Linked DNA regions of Homo sapiens: region 1 is linked to region 2. The links are chromatin contacts, found by Hi-C or POLR2A ChIA-PET in ENCODE. All regions are on one chromosome and are shown on one strand. Each heading gives the region's core, a stretch centred on a gene start or an enhancer-like site at or near the end of the contact. The rest is flanking DNA. Distances are from core to core; before and after follow the strand shown.

Evidence for each region. A loop is a pair of places that touch in the nucleus more often than their neighbours do. ChIA-PET counts read pairs that join two places held with the same protein, here RNA polymerase II (POLR2A). Pooled maps may share reads with other maps.
Region 1: a loop to region 2 is called in a map with no recorded cell type, with 4 times the contacts of the local background. The contact joins the enhancer-like site here to the promoter of BCL2 in region 2. A Hi-C loop is called at or near these places in 20 of 37 single-sample maps with no recorded cell type and 12 of 50 pooled maps. POLR2A ChIA-PET finds 5 or more read pairs at or near these places in 7 of 52 experiments (GM12878, MCF 10A, activated B cell and 3 more).

Annotation. Positions count from the first base shown.
Region 1 is chr18:63,093,791-63,101,445 of GRCh38, reverse strand. It overlaps LOC105372161 (a long non-coding RNA gene), which reads right to left. Exons shown (of 3, transcript XR_935570.3): 3 at 4,257-5,433. Among named protein-coding and RNA genes, the nearest start is that of BCL2, 220 kb to the left of the region's middle. RefSeq lists enhancers at 2,369-2,428, 2,459-2,528, 2,559-2,688. Within about 2 kb of position 2,710, at least 5 of the 41 ENCODE cell types and tissues checked have a DNase peak (open chromatin) inside an H3K27ac peak, as active enhancers do; they include GM12878, where a contact is called at or near this core.
Region 2 is chr18:63,315,385-63,323,097 of GRCh38, reverse strand. BCL2 (BCL2 apoptosis regulator) reads left to right here and starts at 3,329. Exons shown (of 3, transcript NM_000633.3): 1 at 3,329-3,924; 2 at 4,146-5,016. The coding sequence starts at 4,432. RefSeq lists enhancers at 1,472-1,561, 5,998-6,047 and silencers at 2,453-2,522, 2,553-2,762, 2,923-3,112, 4,468-4,707.

The DNA of each region.
Region 1 (7,655 bases), core at 1,461-3,960, 220 kb after region 2:
CGAACTGGATATTCCCCTCCACTCAGTGCCCCCAAGCTCAGAGCTTGGAGAGAGCCACACATCGGCTGCCTGTGCTGCTGGTCCCCTGGTTCAGGAGGGTCGGGTCCGCTGTGCCCAGGAGCTGCAGCCTCAGGTGCAGCACCCCATGGCTCTGGAGATGGCACCTGTGCAAACCGTGGGTGGCCCTCCCTCTTTTCTCTCCTGCCTTCTTTTTCTTGGCCATTTGAGGGTCACTTTTCTCTCCTATTCTTTTTCTCTGGTCTTGAACCTGAGGCCTATCAATCCACTTACAGGCTTGGCTTAAGCTACCTTGGAATTTTAAAAGAAAATTGTTGCCACCTGCCCTGGATGGTCCTGATGTTGCCTTGAGATCTACAGTGTCTCAAGTGTGGGTAAGACGAAAGTGCCAGAGGCTCGTATGCCACCTGAGGCCTCATGCTGAATTCGCTTACAGTCAGTTACAAATGCTTTTTAGATCTTCAATGCTTCTGTGAAGCCTCATATTTGCTGTTCAGACAGACACTATAATGGAGATGGAATAAATGGACAGCAACTACACAGGACGGTGTGGGCAGATGGTGTTGGAGCGAGGGGTGCAGGTGGAGCCCACAGGAGAGGAAGGCTGATTGATCTTCTATGGGGAGAGCTTCATAGCACGGGGGTGGGGGCACCTGACTGGCAAGCTGTTTGGTGTGAGTTTGGGGATGCAGCTGTCAGGGAGAACATCCCTTCTTGAATGAGCAGAAGACTTCATGAATCCGCTGAACATGCTGCAGCACTAAATTCACTGTTTGCCACATGGCCAAGCTCATCTGCTCATCACAGTGGAGCTGGTGGCCTTGGCGTTATGGGCTCCCAACCCTGGCCAATGACATACGACAGCCCTGGGCACATCTTGAACCATGAAAGGAAGGCACAGGCCAGATGCCAGATACGAGGCTGATGCTTAAATGAGTGAAAGAAAAAATCACCCATCATCCTCCCCCCACCCCACCCCCAAAAAGCCAAAACCTAATTCAGACCAACCTGAAAACTAAAAATAAGAGATGGAGAGGAGGTGGAGAAGACAGCCATCCAGGAAATTCGTTTCTGACCATAGGGACTGAAAAAGACTTGCCTCTGCCCTCAGTTGGCAGAGTGGTTTGTTGTGCAACCTGTGAGACTCTGCCCAGTACCTCTTATCTGGGCTGTCAGTTAAACTGACACGGCTGACTCTCCCCACAACGGAGCTGTAATTAGCTCAGATGCCGGGCTGGGACAGGCCTGGGATGGGGCACTTCCAGGTGCTGGTGATAGACAGGGGCCCACTCCAGCAGTAGTTCTGTTGGCGCTGTGCTCCTTCCCCACCCAGGCTAAGGGTTTGCGCTGCTCCTCTGGAGGCCATGGGACTGGCTGTGCACCTGCAGGCCCATGGTGCAGAGCTACAGGGCACCACAAGCTGTCCACATGCCCACGTTAGAGTTTCACTCAGCCCTTGGCCTCCCAGGGAGAATCAGAGCTGAGTTAATAAGTGAAGCATTTACAGGCCACCTCATACTCTTGAAAGATAAGGAGAGCCCTCAACCTTGTGATAGATAAGCATTGTTCAAGAGCAGAAGTCTCCAGGGAAGACGTCTTGGAAAATCCATGTTTTCTATGGTCAGGGCTACCTTAGCCTCCCAGACCCTCCCAGAAGGAAGTAGAGATAGAGGGCCATGTGTCTGCTGGCCTGGTCTGCCCACTGCACATCGTGGGGCTGTGGGTGATACACTCGGGACACGCTGCACAGCCCGGTCCTGAGCCCTTCCCTGGACTCTGACGGCCCAGGTCTGGCTCTGCCCACAGCCCTGCTTTAGGCCGTGGCTCTTGCATACTTTGGCCTCCTGTGAACATTTAAAAGATGGTGGTGTCTGCCCTCATGCATCTAAATAATAAAAACGTTTCCAAACCACAAGTTTTAAAATCCCACAAAGCTCTGATTTTCTCATGATGACTGGCTGCTGCTGCTGCTTCCGACTTTCCTTCTGCCCTCCTTCACCTCCTCTTTTTCTTCTTCAAGTGTCGAATTCTTTCAAATGTTTGTTTTATTTCATAACCCTGCTTGCTGATGCCCTGAGCGTGGGCTTGCTCTGTTGTTTGGTAGCCCAGTGCGGGCCGTAACCTTGCTCTTAGCAAACAGCTTCCAGCTGGGAGATGTGCCCCTTGGTCACCAGGACCAAACCCAGTTACTAGTTCTGTTGATGCCAACAAGTCTTTCAATTACAGCGATGGGTACAACTGGTCTGCTTAGAATGAACTTGAGCCTGGAGCCCAGAGACCCAGGTGCCAGTCCAGGCTCTGCCTGCAACTGACCAGCCCTCTCTGGACTCAGTTTCCTCATCTGTAAAGTTACTAGAAGGCCACCGTGGTCGTTTCCAGCTTCTGCAGGCCACACCCTTGCTGTCATGGGATTCAGGCCAGGCCTGGACAGCCTGAGACACCTCTGTCCTTACTGCTTCTGGCTTAGTCCTCATCCCAGAGAAGGCTGTGGGTCAAGACAGTGCCAGGAGGTTGGGCAGCCGTCCACTCCCAAACCCAACCAGGGATTGGGATCAAGCAGGGAGCGGGGTACACTCAATGCCCACACCTGATGTGCTAACCACTGGGTGAATTATTTTCACTTCTGTGAACAAGGCCTCTGCTATCGCTTCACCAAGAAGCCGGCCACATCTGAAAACCACCGGTGTTGCGAGTTGTCTTATGGAAAGTGGAAACAGGCAGGATGTGGTTTGAACTGACAAAACACCAAGGCAGCCCATTCCTCAGGAGGGGCTTTAAACAATGGCATGGAGAATGGGGGAGGAGATCATGTCTTCTGACTTGGAGCCAACTGGCCATTAAGGCTGGGCCGGCAAACGAGCTACTTAGGACCAAGATGGTAAAACAACAACAACAACAACAAAACACACGCACAACAACCGAGAAACAAAAACAAATCAACAGTAGTATTCCTCCTTTCAGTAGTAAAACTCTGCATCTATACAGCAACTCCCACACTGAAGATGCTTTCACACTCACTAGGTGCTTGCTCTTGATGACCTGCAGAGACAGGCGGAGCTGTGTTAATATTCCTGTTTTGGGGATAAGAATCCTGAAATAGGATGACGGCTGTGAAGACAGGAAGTGTCAAAGTGGTCCCAAAAGCCAGGACTCCTGAAGCCTGACCCCAATTCAGCATCTAGTTCTCCTGGCCCTGTGTAAACACAGCCCCATTCGAGAAAGGCAGCACTTCCTGTGACACCACAGCACACACCCCCGCCTTGGGTTGGGGGTGCATCCCCCCAAATGGATGCTGCGTGAAGGCAGAGGGCTTGAGGGCTTTACCACATACTCCCTGTGCCTCACACCTCGCTGCCCATTGAGACACTCCACAAAGTCTGATAAATGAACAATTAATTATAAATAATGAAAACACCGAGAGGCCACTCATCTCCAAAGATTTAGGTACAGAATTTGCCCAGCTGTGATAGGATCTTATGCGGAAAAGGTTTCTGTCTTGCCTCCTAAGCCAGTTGGATGAAAAGTCTTTTCCTTGGCTTTCCTGGAAAGGAGAAACATTAATGTGAAAAGACAGGAGTGAAATGAGTTCCTGGAAATTGACAGTGGTCCATTTCTCTGCACCTTAGAATTTGCTGCGCTTGACTCCCTTACGTGCTGGTACCACTCCTGTGAGATAACAGTTTCCCTGTGTTCCATCTGCAAGGACCTTCCTTGGTGTGTTGGTTGACATTTGATGGCTTTGCTGAGAGGTATTGTTTTGAAGAAGGTAACAATCCTAGCGCTCTTGTTGACTGGCTGGCTTAGCCACATTTGGGGTGGTTGTTCTTCTGAATGACTGTGGGGTAAGGGACACAGTGTCTCAGAGTCTCAGTTTCCTCATGTCTAAAATCGGGGCGATGATAAAAGTGTCCATAGCGTGGGTTAGGGTTAGGTCGTAAGGATGGAGTGACGTCATGGCGGGGCCGCTGGGAACAGTGCCTGGCATAGAGCAAGCGCCCAATAAATAGCAGCTATTGTTACTCTTGCAGGGTTCTTTAAGCAGCATAATAGTCTTTAAATCATAAAATCTCAGCCTGCGTTTTTTTTCCTCATAGACATTATCCAGAGCAGCAGACCTTGTTTAATGTTTCCCTGGCTTCCTTCCCTCTGTTTTCAGTCTCTGGGGAGGAGTGGAAAGGAAGGACAATCTCATGCTGCAAACGCCACCTCTGCAAACTCCTTGGATTAATTCACAGCACTCAACTGAAATGACTTTTTATTTTTAGCACACATGAGTATTTAATATATGATAAAGGTTACACCGCGCATCAGTTGGGAAAGGAAGGACCACTCAATAAATGGAGCTGGAACAACTGGCTAATTATTTAGGAAAATGTGAGTCTATTTTTACCTTTAACCACACACCAAAAACTTTATAGATGGATCAGAAATGAATGCCATCTCAAATCCAAAATCAAATATGTGTACTTCAGAAGGAGGAACGTCCTTCTAAACACAAAAGTGATAGAAAGACATAGAGATTTGACTACATAAAATACAAGCCTATGAAAATCACAAAAATAATGAAATCAAAGAGTAAATGTCATACCAGATGAAAATATTCATAACATAGGCAAGAGCCCATTACTTCATTGAGTTATTTGTCTTTTGATTAACTTGTAAGAGCTCTTTGTATATTCAGGAAATTAGCACTTTGGGTCTCGCATGTGTCATCTGCCATCTATCCACTTCTTTGTGGTATTCTCTGTCTCTCGGAAACTTGTAAGCCCTAAGCAGTTTAAATTTGTAAATCTAATAGAAATGAATTATAAGCTGACTTCATTGTATATATATCTATGTAGTCACCTTTGATGTCACCTGAGATCTGAGCTCTGCCAAGAATAACATAAACTGCACTATAGAACTGTTTGTTGTTGTTATAGTCTTAGTTGAGTGGATTACACAGAATTTTGGATCTATGTTCTCCTGCTGCCTTTAAAAAAAAAGAGAGAGAGATCTGATAACTATTTTTGTTGGAATTTGGACAGAAAGCTGCCACTCTTAAAGCCTTATAGCTCTGTCTATTTTCAACCCATGCCTTCATTTCTTTGCCTGAAAAATGAACCAAGTCACCAACTTTCACTGAATGTTTTCAGAGGCAGACCCCGAAAGGTTATTGCATCTGTGAGTGACCGCCTCCCTGTGGACTGGAAGGCATTGAAGGTTTTGTGATGTCATTCTCCCTATCTTTCGATGTCTTCTCCATCCATGTAGGCTAGATATCAATATCCCCCGTCCCTTGATTGGTTTCCATTCTGTTCTTTCACAGCTGAGCATGGGGAATTTCCAAACGAGAACTAGAGCAGGTAGGCATGGCAGCCAACGTTCCTGATGTCATTAGTTGTCTCTAAATCTCCGTGAAGTTTTTATTAGCTTCTGGTAACCAAGAAAAAAAAAGAAACAGCAAATCATTTGTTAAAGTCATGAAGCTGAACTAAATGGATAAGGTCCTCTAATTGACCTCGAGGAAGCTCAGGGACACTGTAGATCAGTGGTTAAATGACTTGTATGTCTAGATTTAGAGAAGATGTCTGGCTGCCGAGCAAATTTGTCTGCCCATAAATTTTTTGATTAGGCTGAAGGCTTCTGCCAACATAGCCAGATATTCAATTCAGTATGTCCTTCATTTGAGCTAATATCGTGACTGAAAGCACAGCAATCTGAGAGACATAGTTATTTAAATTTAAAATTGTGCTCACAGCTTGTTTCTAAGAGATCAATTTATTAGTCCAGGTGGGAGATAGAAATCCTCAAGGTTGTAGCTATGATGCTATTGGAAGCGTATTAATTGGAACCATGGGCTGAAGGCAGGAGCTCTCTGACTTTACACTGCCTGCCAAGGATGCCTTATTTTAAGTACGTCAGTATTCCTTGCAGGAAAATACTGTTACATATTTATTTTTGATAGCCTAGTTCAGGCTCCACAAGACATCACTGAAATGCCCAAAGTAAATTCTTAGTGTAAATCACTGGTGTTAAAGATAAACCACGAGCTTCTTGCCGCATCTCCATGACATCCAAATAAGGGTTCAGGTGCCTGTCGAAGGGGACAGCTTCCACGAAGCTGCGTGGAACCTGGGATTATTTAACAACTTTCCAACTCTTCACCCATTACAAGTAGAGATACATGGACAACACACTCCCTTTTAAATTGATGTATTTTTCTCTCTTTCTAAAAAGAATTCCTATTGCCGGGCATGGTGGCTCATGCTTGTAATCCTAACACTTTGGGATGCCGAGGCGGGTGGATCGCCTGAGGTCACCAGTTCGAGACCAGACTGGTCAACATGGTGAAACTCCGTTTCTACTAAAAATACAAAAATTAGCTGGGGTGGTGGCACATGCCTGCAATCCCAACTACCCGGGAGGCTGAGGCAGGAGAATCACTTGAACCCAGTAGGCGGAGGCTGCAGTGAGCCGATACTGGCACCACTGCACTCCAGCCTGGGCAACAGAGCGAGAAAGCAAGACTCCATCACAAAAACAAAAACAAAAGCAAAAAACAAAACAAAAAAACTTCTATTATTTTCTATCAAGAAAAATAATCTTGTATAAGAAGTATAAAAATCTGGATTAGAAATGCTATAAAACAAACAACAACAACAACAACAAGAAGCAAAAGACAACCAAAATAACTAAAAATTTTTGATTTTCTAGATCTTTCTTTTCCCAAGCAGGTAACCTATTTTCTTCTGAGTAGGCAGTTTCCTGCTATCAAACATAAGTCAAGAGCTCTCCCAATCAGCAAGTGTCAGAATGAAAATAAATAGGTATAACCTCTTTCATTAGAGACTTTTTTGGGAGTCTTTTCATGGGCAACTTTTGGTTTGGTTTGTCGCTTTACCAAGAGCTAAGATCTAGATAAGCAAGTATTCTTCGTGTTTCTCTGTCTGGGCGTTTTTTCTCGTTCAGGAATGGCACTCTTCAGGGATCCGGCTTTGTGTACTAGCTCTGGTCTAACATTCTATCTTGTGTGGTGCTGGGCTTAACCTTTGCCACCAGGGGCATAGCCTCTTAAAACCCAAGGTCAAGCCCACCATGGATGACAAATGCCTGTGGAACAAACAACAACTTTGGTCTTCTCTTCTGTCATTTGGGGGATTTGATGGCTTCCTTTTCTTTTGCCATACAAGCTATTATATAAGAGGGATTTCATTATATAAAAGAAGTTTCTCCAGATACCTTGGCTGCCATATGCCCACCTATGATTTCCTACTAATGGCTTCTGTCTTTTTTTGTTGTTGTTCCTACTGTAGTCTCTCTCTCTCTCTTTCTCTCTCTTTCCCTCAGCCTTTCCAATCCAATGCTCCTATAACCAATTCCTGTGTTAAATCCTCTCTGTTTGAAATACTTGATTTCTCTTTTCCTGACTGGACATGATCCCTCTGTGTCTCTGGCACAGACACCATCCCTGAGTCTGACTTAGCTCCTCAGCCCTGACCTTCCATCTTCCTACTCAGCTAAGAGAGAGCTAATGAAAAGAAAGAAAAGCTATCATAGGAAATCTTATGTGGGCAATATAGCAGCTGAGAAACTGCCGGTGCAAAGGGGGTTGTGGGAAAGAAAATACAAAGCTTAAATGAACCTAAGTAAATTGT
Region 2 (7,713 bases), core at 2,080-4,579:
TTTTTCTCTTCCTGGTGCCACGCTACTTGTAGAATCCAACCAGGTAAAGCTGCCAAAAGGGTCATCCATTGGCTCTTACAAGTAGAAAACATCTTGGAAAGTGAAAAGTCCACTGTGCATATGTTTGTAAGGTTGTTGGAAGGTCTCAGGCATAGATCTAGGATTCAAATCCAGTTACTCCTGCCTCAGGCTGGTGTTCCCTCCCCCACCTCAGCATTGCCCAAAGACGAGTAGTCAATGTCACATACTTCCTGGGAATACTTGCCCTTATGCTTTAAAATGGAATCTAATAAACATGGAATCTGAACGCAGGAATGGTTTCACTCTTTCATTTGAAAGAGTATCTAGAACATTCCCAGGGAAAATATAACCCCTAGCCAAAGACTGCAATACAGACCTGTCTCAAGACTGATTATAGCCAAGATGCCACATAAGGAATCAGTCTGGGAAAATCCATAGAGTGAGGCTCTGTGGGAGCAAAGGAAGACGAAAATCAGTCAGCTTTTCTTTCTCTGGAAGTAGGGGATCCGTTTCCTTCTGGCTGCCCCCTTTGCAGAAGTACAGTTTCTTTTGCAGGTTTGTCCTATCATTTCCTCACTCATATGCTGAGTATTAGGAGCTTGAAGCCTTTCAATTCCTCTTAGGTAATTTTGGGGCTTTAAAATACGCTTTCAAGATTTCTAAACCATACTGTTGTGCAATTGGTATGAATTTATGTGAGAACATTTATTCTAGGTCAATCTATACCCAGTGTCTATCCAGACCAAAACACCTCCCACGCGCATAAAAGGGACTCTGTCCCAACCATCAGAAGGGCAAGAAGGAGGATCTCCTTTCATCCCCTCTTGCCTGGATAAGAAATTTGTACCCAGGCCCCCATTCCTATGTGAGAGAAGTTGGCTTGTTGGGCTGATGGGATACAATAAATGAAGAAATAAAATAAAAACACCCAAGAGAGATGGCAGTGCGTATAGTCCCAGCTATTCATGAGGCTGAGGTGGGAGAATCCTTCGAGCCCAGAAGTTCGAGTCCAGCCTGGGCAACATAGCAAAAGCCATCTCTTAAAAAAAAAAAAAAAAGGCCAACTAAGTAAAAATTAAAAAAATCATAATTTGGTGTGCTTTTCTGGCTTTTTAAAGAATGTTTTGATTTTAGAGTAGGAATGAGACAAAATAAAGATGTCAGGCAGGGCACAGTGGCTCATGTCTGTAATCCCAGCACTTTGGGAGGCTGAGGCAGGCGGATAACGAGGTCAGGAGTTCGAGACCAGCCTGGCCAGTATGGCGAAACCCCGTCTCTACTAAAAATACAAAAATTAGCAGAGCGTAGTGGCGTGCACGTGTAATCCCAGCTACTCAGGAGGCTGAGGCAGAATTGCTTGAGCCTGGGAGGCAGAGGTTGCAGTGAGCTGAGATCGCACCACTGCACACCAGCCTCCAAGATACAACAGAGCAAGACTCTGTCTCAAAAAAAAAAAAAAAGTCATAGCATATTTGTACACATTGTAGTACTCATTTGTCATCTTTCTTGACCCCAATAATCCAGTGTCCCTATATATTTGCACTCGAGCCCTATTAAGTAAGCCGCTGTGCTTCTAGAAGACCTTTTTCTTTTCTTGGTGCTTTGTCAAAGACTCTTGGAGATAAAAATACACACGTGCAACTTGTTTGTCCTCTTGTCCTTTTTTGCTAGGGGCTATTCATGCTGATTAATTTAAAACTGTCTGCTTGCGCGTACACACGTCTGCGAGTGTGAATGTGTATGTGTGTATCTATGTACCTCATTTGAGAAAGTGCGGCCAACTAGGATTGGCTACGAGGCAAAGGTGGAGACCTTTAGGAGCCCACCCACCCCAGCGTTAGGACGGTGGGCCTGAAAGTTACTATATGGAAGTCCTCATCGTGTAGCACTAAACCAGTGTAAAAGGTGTTAGGGACAGAGGGAAAACATTGACTTAAACTGTCGTAAAGCCCTTGATAAACCCCTTCCCTGGAGCGCTGAGTTCTGCATGGCCTGGGCCACGGACTAGGTGTTCAGGTGGACACGGGCGGGGATGCGCGTGCGTGTGTAGTGCGCGGACACCTAGGAAGCTACTTGAAAGTAAACACCACGCTCGGGGCGTCCCTAGACATTGCTTAAAACGTGCAGAGTCACCTGTCTTCACAGCAGGGCAGCGCTGAGGTCCCACTGCTGGGGGCGGTGGGGGGCGGCATTGGCCTGGGTCTTCCCCCGGCGGCCGAGCGCCGGTAACACAACGTGTGTGTGTGTAGGCGCGTGTACACACTCTCATACACGGCTAGAAAGGGTCCAGGCGACACACACACTCCCACATACACGGCTAGAAAAGGTCCAGGCGAGACACACACACACACACACACACACACACACACTCCACACACACTCACACGGCCAGAAAGGGTCCAGGCGGTTCCCGGCGCTTTTCCAGCCCTTGTTTTCATGGCGCACCCTCCCGCCAGCCGCCCCCCTCCGCACTCCGTCGTCCGCCCGGCCCGGCCGCGTGCGGTTCCCCGGGAGCCCCCACCCCGTCGCGGACCCCAGCGACCACCAAGTCCGCACGCGGCCTGCCGCAGGCCTGAGCAGAAGGCCCCGCGCACACCCACCGCGCCGCGGCCGCGCGGGAGGCCTGTGCCGCCCGCGCCACCCACTGGCCGGGCCCCGCGGGCGCAGCGGAGCGGGCGGGTGGCCGGCCCGGACGCGCCCTCCCCGGCCGCGGCCCCGCGCGCCATGTGCCCCCGGCGGGACGCGCCACTCCCGGGCCTGCCGCGGCGCCTTTAACCCGGGCCAGGGAGCGGGGCGGAGGGGGCGGTCGGGTGGCTCAGAGGAGGGCTCTTTCTTTCTTCTTTTTTTGAATGAACCGTGTGACGTTACGCACAGGAAACCGGTCGGGCTGTGCAGAGAATGAAGTAAGAGGACAGGCACCACAGCCCCGCTCCCGCCCCCTTCCTCCCGCGCCCGCCCCTCCGCGCCGCCTGCCCGCCCGCCCGCCGCGCTCCCGCCCGCCGCTCTCCGTGGCCCCGCCGCGCTGCCGCCGCCGCCGCTGCCAGCGAAGGTGCCGGGGCTCCGGGCCCTCCCTGCCGGCGGCCGTCAGCGCTCGGAGCGGGCTGCGCGGCGGGAGCTCCGGGAGGCGGCCGTAGCCAGCGCCGCCGCGCAGGACCAGGAGGAGGAGAAAGGGTGCGCAGCCCGGAGGCGGGGTGCGCCGGTGGGGTGCAGCGGAAGAGGGGGTCCAGGGGGGAGAACTTCGTAGCAGTCATCCTTTTTAGGAAAAGAGGGAAAAAATAAAACCCTCCCCCACCACCTCCTTCTCCCCACCCCTCGCCGCACCACACACAGCGCGGGCTTCTAGCGCTCGGCACCGGCGGGCCAGGCGCGTCCTGCCTTCATTTATCCAGCAGCTTTTCGGAAAATGCATTTGCTGTTCGGAGTTTAATCAGAAGAGGATTCCTGCCTCCGTCCCCGGCTCCTTCATCGTCCCCTCTCCCCTGTCTCTCTCCTGGGGAGGCGTGAAGCGGTCCCGTGGATAGAGATTCATGCCTGTGCCCGCGCGTGTGTGCGCGCGTGTAAATTGCCGAGAAGGGGAAAACATCACAGGACTTCTGCGAATACCGGACTGAAAATTGTAATTCATCTGCCGCCGCCGCTGCCTTTTTTTTTTCTCGAGCTCTTGAGATCTCCGGTTGGGATTCCTGCGGATTGACATTTCTGTGAAGCAGAAGTCTGGGAATCGATCTGGAAATCCTCCTAATTTTTACTCCCTCTCCCCGCGACTCCTGATTCATTGGGAAGTTTCAAATCAGCTATAACTGGAGAGTGCTGAAGATTGATGGGATCGTTGCCTTATGCATTTGTTTTGGTTTTACAAAAAGGAAACTTGACAGAGGATCATGCTGTACTTAAAAAATACAAGTAAGTTCTCTGCACAGGAAATTGGTTTAATGTAACTTTCAATGGAAACCTTTGAGATTTTTTACTTAAAGTGCATTCGAGTAAATTTAATTTCCAGGCAGCTTAATACATTCTTTTTAGCCGTGTTACTTGTAGTGTGTATGCCCTGCTTTCACTCAGTGTGTACAGGGAAACGCACCTGATTTTTTACTTATTAGTTTGTTTTTTCTTTAACCTTTCAGCATCACAGAGGAAGTAGACTGATATTAACAATACTTACTAATAATAACGTGCCTCATGAAATAAAGATCCGAAAGGAATTGGAATAAAAATTTCCTGCATCTCATGCCAAGGGGGAAACACCAGAATCAAGTGTTCCGCGTGATTGAAGACACCCCCTCGTCCAAGAATGCAAAGCACATCCAATAAAATAGCTGGATTATAACTCCTCTTCTTTCTCTGGGGGCCGTGGGGTGGGAGCTGGGGCGAGAGGTGCCGTTGGCCCCCGTTGCTTTTCCTCTGGGAAGGATGGCGCACGCTGGGAGAACAGGGTACGATAACCGGGAGATAGTGATGAAGTACATCCATTATAAGCTGTCGCAGAGGGGCTACGAGTGGGATGCGGGAGATGTGGGCGCCGCGCCCCCGGGGGCCGCCCCCGCACCGGGCATCTTCTCCTCCCAGCCCGGGCACACGCCCCATCCAGCCGCATCCCGGGACCCGGTCGCCAGGACCTCGCCGCTGCAGACCCCGGCTGCCCCCGGCGCCGCCGCGGGGCCTGCGCTCAGCCCGGTGCCACCTGTGGTCCACCTGACCCTCCGCCAGGCCGGCGACGACTTCTCCCGCCGCTACCGCCGCGACTTCGCCGAGATGTCCAGCCAGCTGCACCTGACGCCCTTCACCGCGCGGGGACGCTTTGCCACGGTGGTGGAGGAGCTCTTCAGGGACGGGGTGAACTGGGGGAGGATTGTGGCCTTCTTTGAGTTCGGTGGGGTCATGTGTGTGGAGAGCGTCAACCGGGAGATGTCGCCCCTGGTGGACAACATCGCCCTGTGGATGACTGAGTACCTGAACCGGCACCTGCACACCTGGATCCAGGATAACGGAGGCTGGGTAGGTGCACTTGGTGATGTGAGTCTGGGCTGAGGCCACAGGTCCGAGATGCGGGGGTTGGAGTGCGGGTGGGCTCCTGGGGCAATGGGAGGCTGTGGAGCCGGCGAAATAAAATCAGAGTTGTTGCTTCCCGGCGTCCCTACCTCCTCCTCTGGACAAAGCGTTCACTCCCAACCTGACCGATAACGCCTGCCATCTAAAAGTCTTTAACTTGCTTGCTAGTCGTGGAGATCCAAAGATCTAGCGTTTGTAATCCAGTAGGATGTGGTGGTAAATGGTACCCCTTCAGTGTTTCTCAAGCTGAAGGTCCAGGAGTCCCCAGGACCACCGTTTCCTGGCTTGAGCAGCTTGTTGGAACCGGAGGGAGGTTTCAGGGACTGCTTATGAACCAGATACCAGGTTGGGTCTTGACAGTCTGCATCCCAAACAAGCTCCCCTGAAACAAGCCCGTTGTACACTAAAATTGGAGAACAACCCGATTAGAAGAATAGACTCCACAGAAGACCAAGGGCATCATCAATCGGTAAAATTTTCCAAAAGAGGAAAACCAATGTAAGTCTTTTTCCCTGAAAAACTTAGTTGTGTTTGTAAAGAGCTAAGTTGACATTCCAAAGTCCTTGGACTGGAATCTCCAGTGTGTGCCATGTTCCCAGTGGGCGTGATGAGGTGTCCTGAGGAGTATCAGGCTATGGCTTTGCTACCTTGTCAGTGACAGAATTTGCATCGGCTGCATTCTTTGTATTCTATAATTTGTGTATGGTTTACCAGTTTGCTAGAATGTTAGAATCTTTTGTTTTTCACCACTCAGAGTGGACCTAATTTTGTGGTCGGCTGAAAAAAATTTGCATCTAGGTATCTATGTAAAGTGTAGAAGAATTGATTCTTAGCTGTGGATTATCTTACCCTTACTTTAGTTGAAGTGATTGATACCTGTGGCTTTGAAGAACATTTGTGAGATGATCTTTTTCTCGTACTGTGCTAGATAGAGCTTTCATCATTATACCATACAATTGTACTTTTCTGAGATTCTTTGTTGGAGGGGGTTTAGTTCCTAAGAGTCAAGGATTGTAATGGAGATCTATATCTCATATCTAAAATGATGAATTTATGAAAAAGTAATTCTTGTGTGAAGTTTTTTTTTTTTTTACACTTTTTGTTTTAATCTGAAGAGTTATCTTTGAAAAACAGGATGCAATTCAGTGCTTCCTTTTATAGCCTCTTGGGAGAATGACTAATGTCATTATTTTATAGGACCTAACAGGAGCAAAAAGCCTAGAAATTACTGCAAGTGGATTAGATGTCAAGAAGCACACCACATGTTTTTATTACATTTTACAAAGTGTGCTCATACTAGGAGGCCAAATAGAGAAAAGGCCAAGAAAAGTAGATGATTGATGTGAACATCTGATCTTATTTGACCAAAGTTGACAAAATATTGATGCCACTGTTTGGTGTTTAAAAGTAAGATTAACTAAAATGCCCCAATTTAAATTTCTAAAATTTAAATCCTCTTCTTGAATTGTTTGTTTGTTGAGATCTCACATTATCAGATCTTTAGTAATTCTGGAAGAATTTGCTAAAGGGTGAAAAGAATATTTTTGTTAAATATTTGGTTAAGTAGGTGGTTTGATTTTTAATCACTATAACTAAAGGGGTTGGGACTTCCAGATTCCCAAAGGATCCTTTTAAACCAAAGTAAAACTGATTTAATAGTTTTACTATTTCACATTTTTGTGAAAAATTCACACTTACAAATTTTCTTTCTACTTGAAATAAATCCAAGGTGGTAACTGGTATCTGTCTATCAAATAAGTTAATAAAAATGTGGGAAACAGAGACACATGTTTATGACAGAAATTAAGATACAACCTTGATATTTGTTGCTGAATTTCAGTGTGTTACCCTCTCATGTAACTGAAGTTTCTTTTTAAGTAAAGGCTCACTTTTTTCTTTTTGTGAAACAGAGTTTTCATAGTAGACCTATCTTTGTGGTCAACAGGTATCTGAGGTTGATAAATGTAGAGGCTACATTTTATGATGCCAAACCACAATGACATACCATAGAACATGATAAAAATTTTTTGACAAAACTGCTTCTAGTAAAAATAAATCATGTAGAAGCACAGATGGTTGATGGTAAAATATGTAATAGCTTTCAGAACAATGCATAGATGGTGACTATATAGGAAAACAAAGGAATTTAGAGAAAAAATATATATATATACCAGGAAATGCACTCATAGGACACTTTGGAATAAAAGTGGTAGTGTTTGAGAATGATGAATGATTTGCCTATCATTTCAAATGTGCATTATTAATCTAAAAGTCATTTTAGGCATTTGGCATACAGACAGATTTTCTTCACATTTACACCAATTGGGGTTACATCTCTAATAATATGTTGTATTTTATAGTGTAAGGTAGTCTTAATGGTAAAGCTTCAGAAGAGAGCTAGCATATTTTCTTGGCATGTGACAATAATCTGCACTGTCCCCAGGGCTCCGTGGATTAGCCCATCTCCTGAATACTACACTGAATACTCCAGGCTTTAGACTGCAAGTCATTTCTTTTTCTTTGCTGCTGCTCGTAGAAAATTGGAACCTTGTGAGGCTGAGGAAATCTGTTTGACTTTTGTGTTCCATAACATGGATAAATCAGGTCCTTGGAATGATCAGCCTCTGATAGATTGTCCCAGAA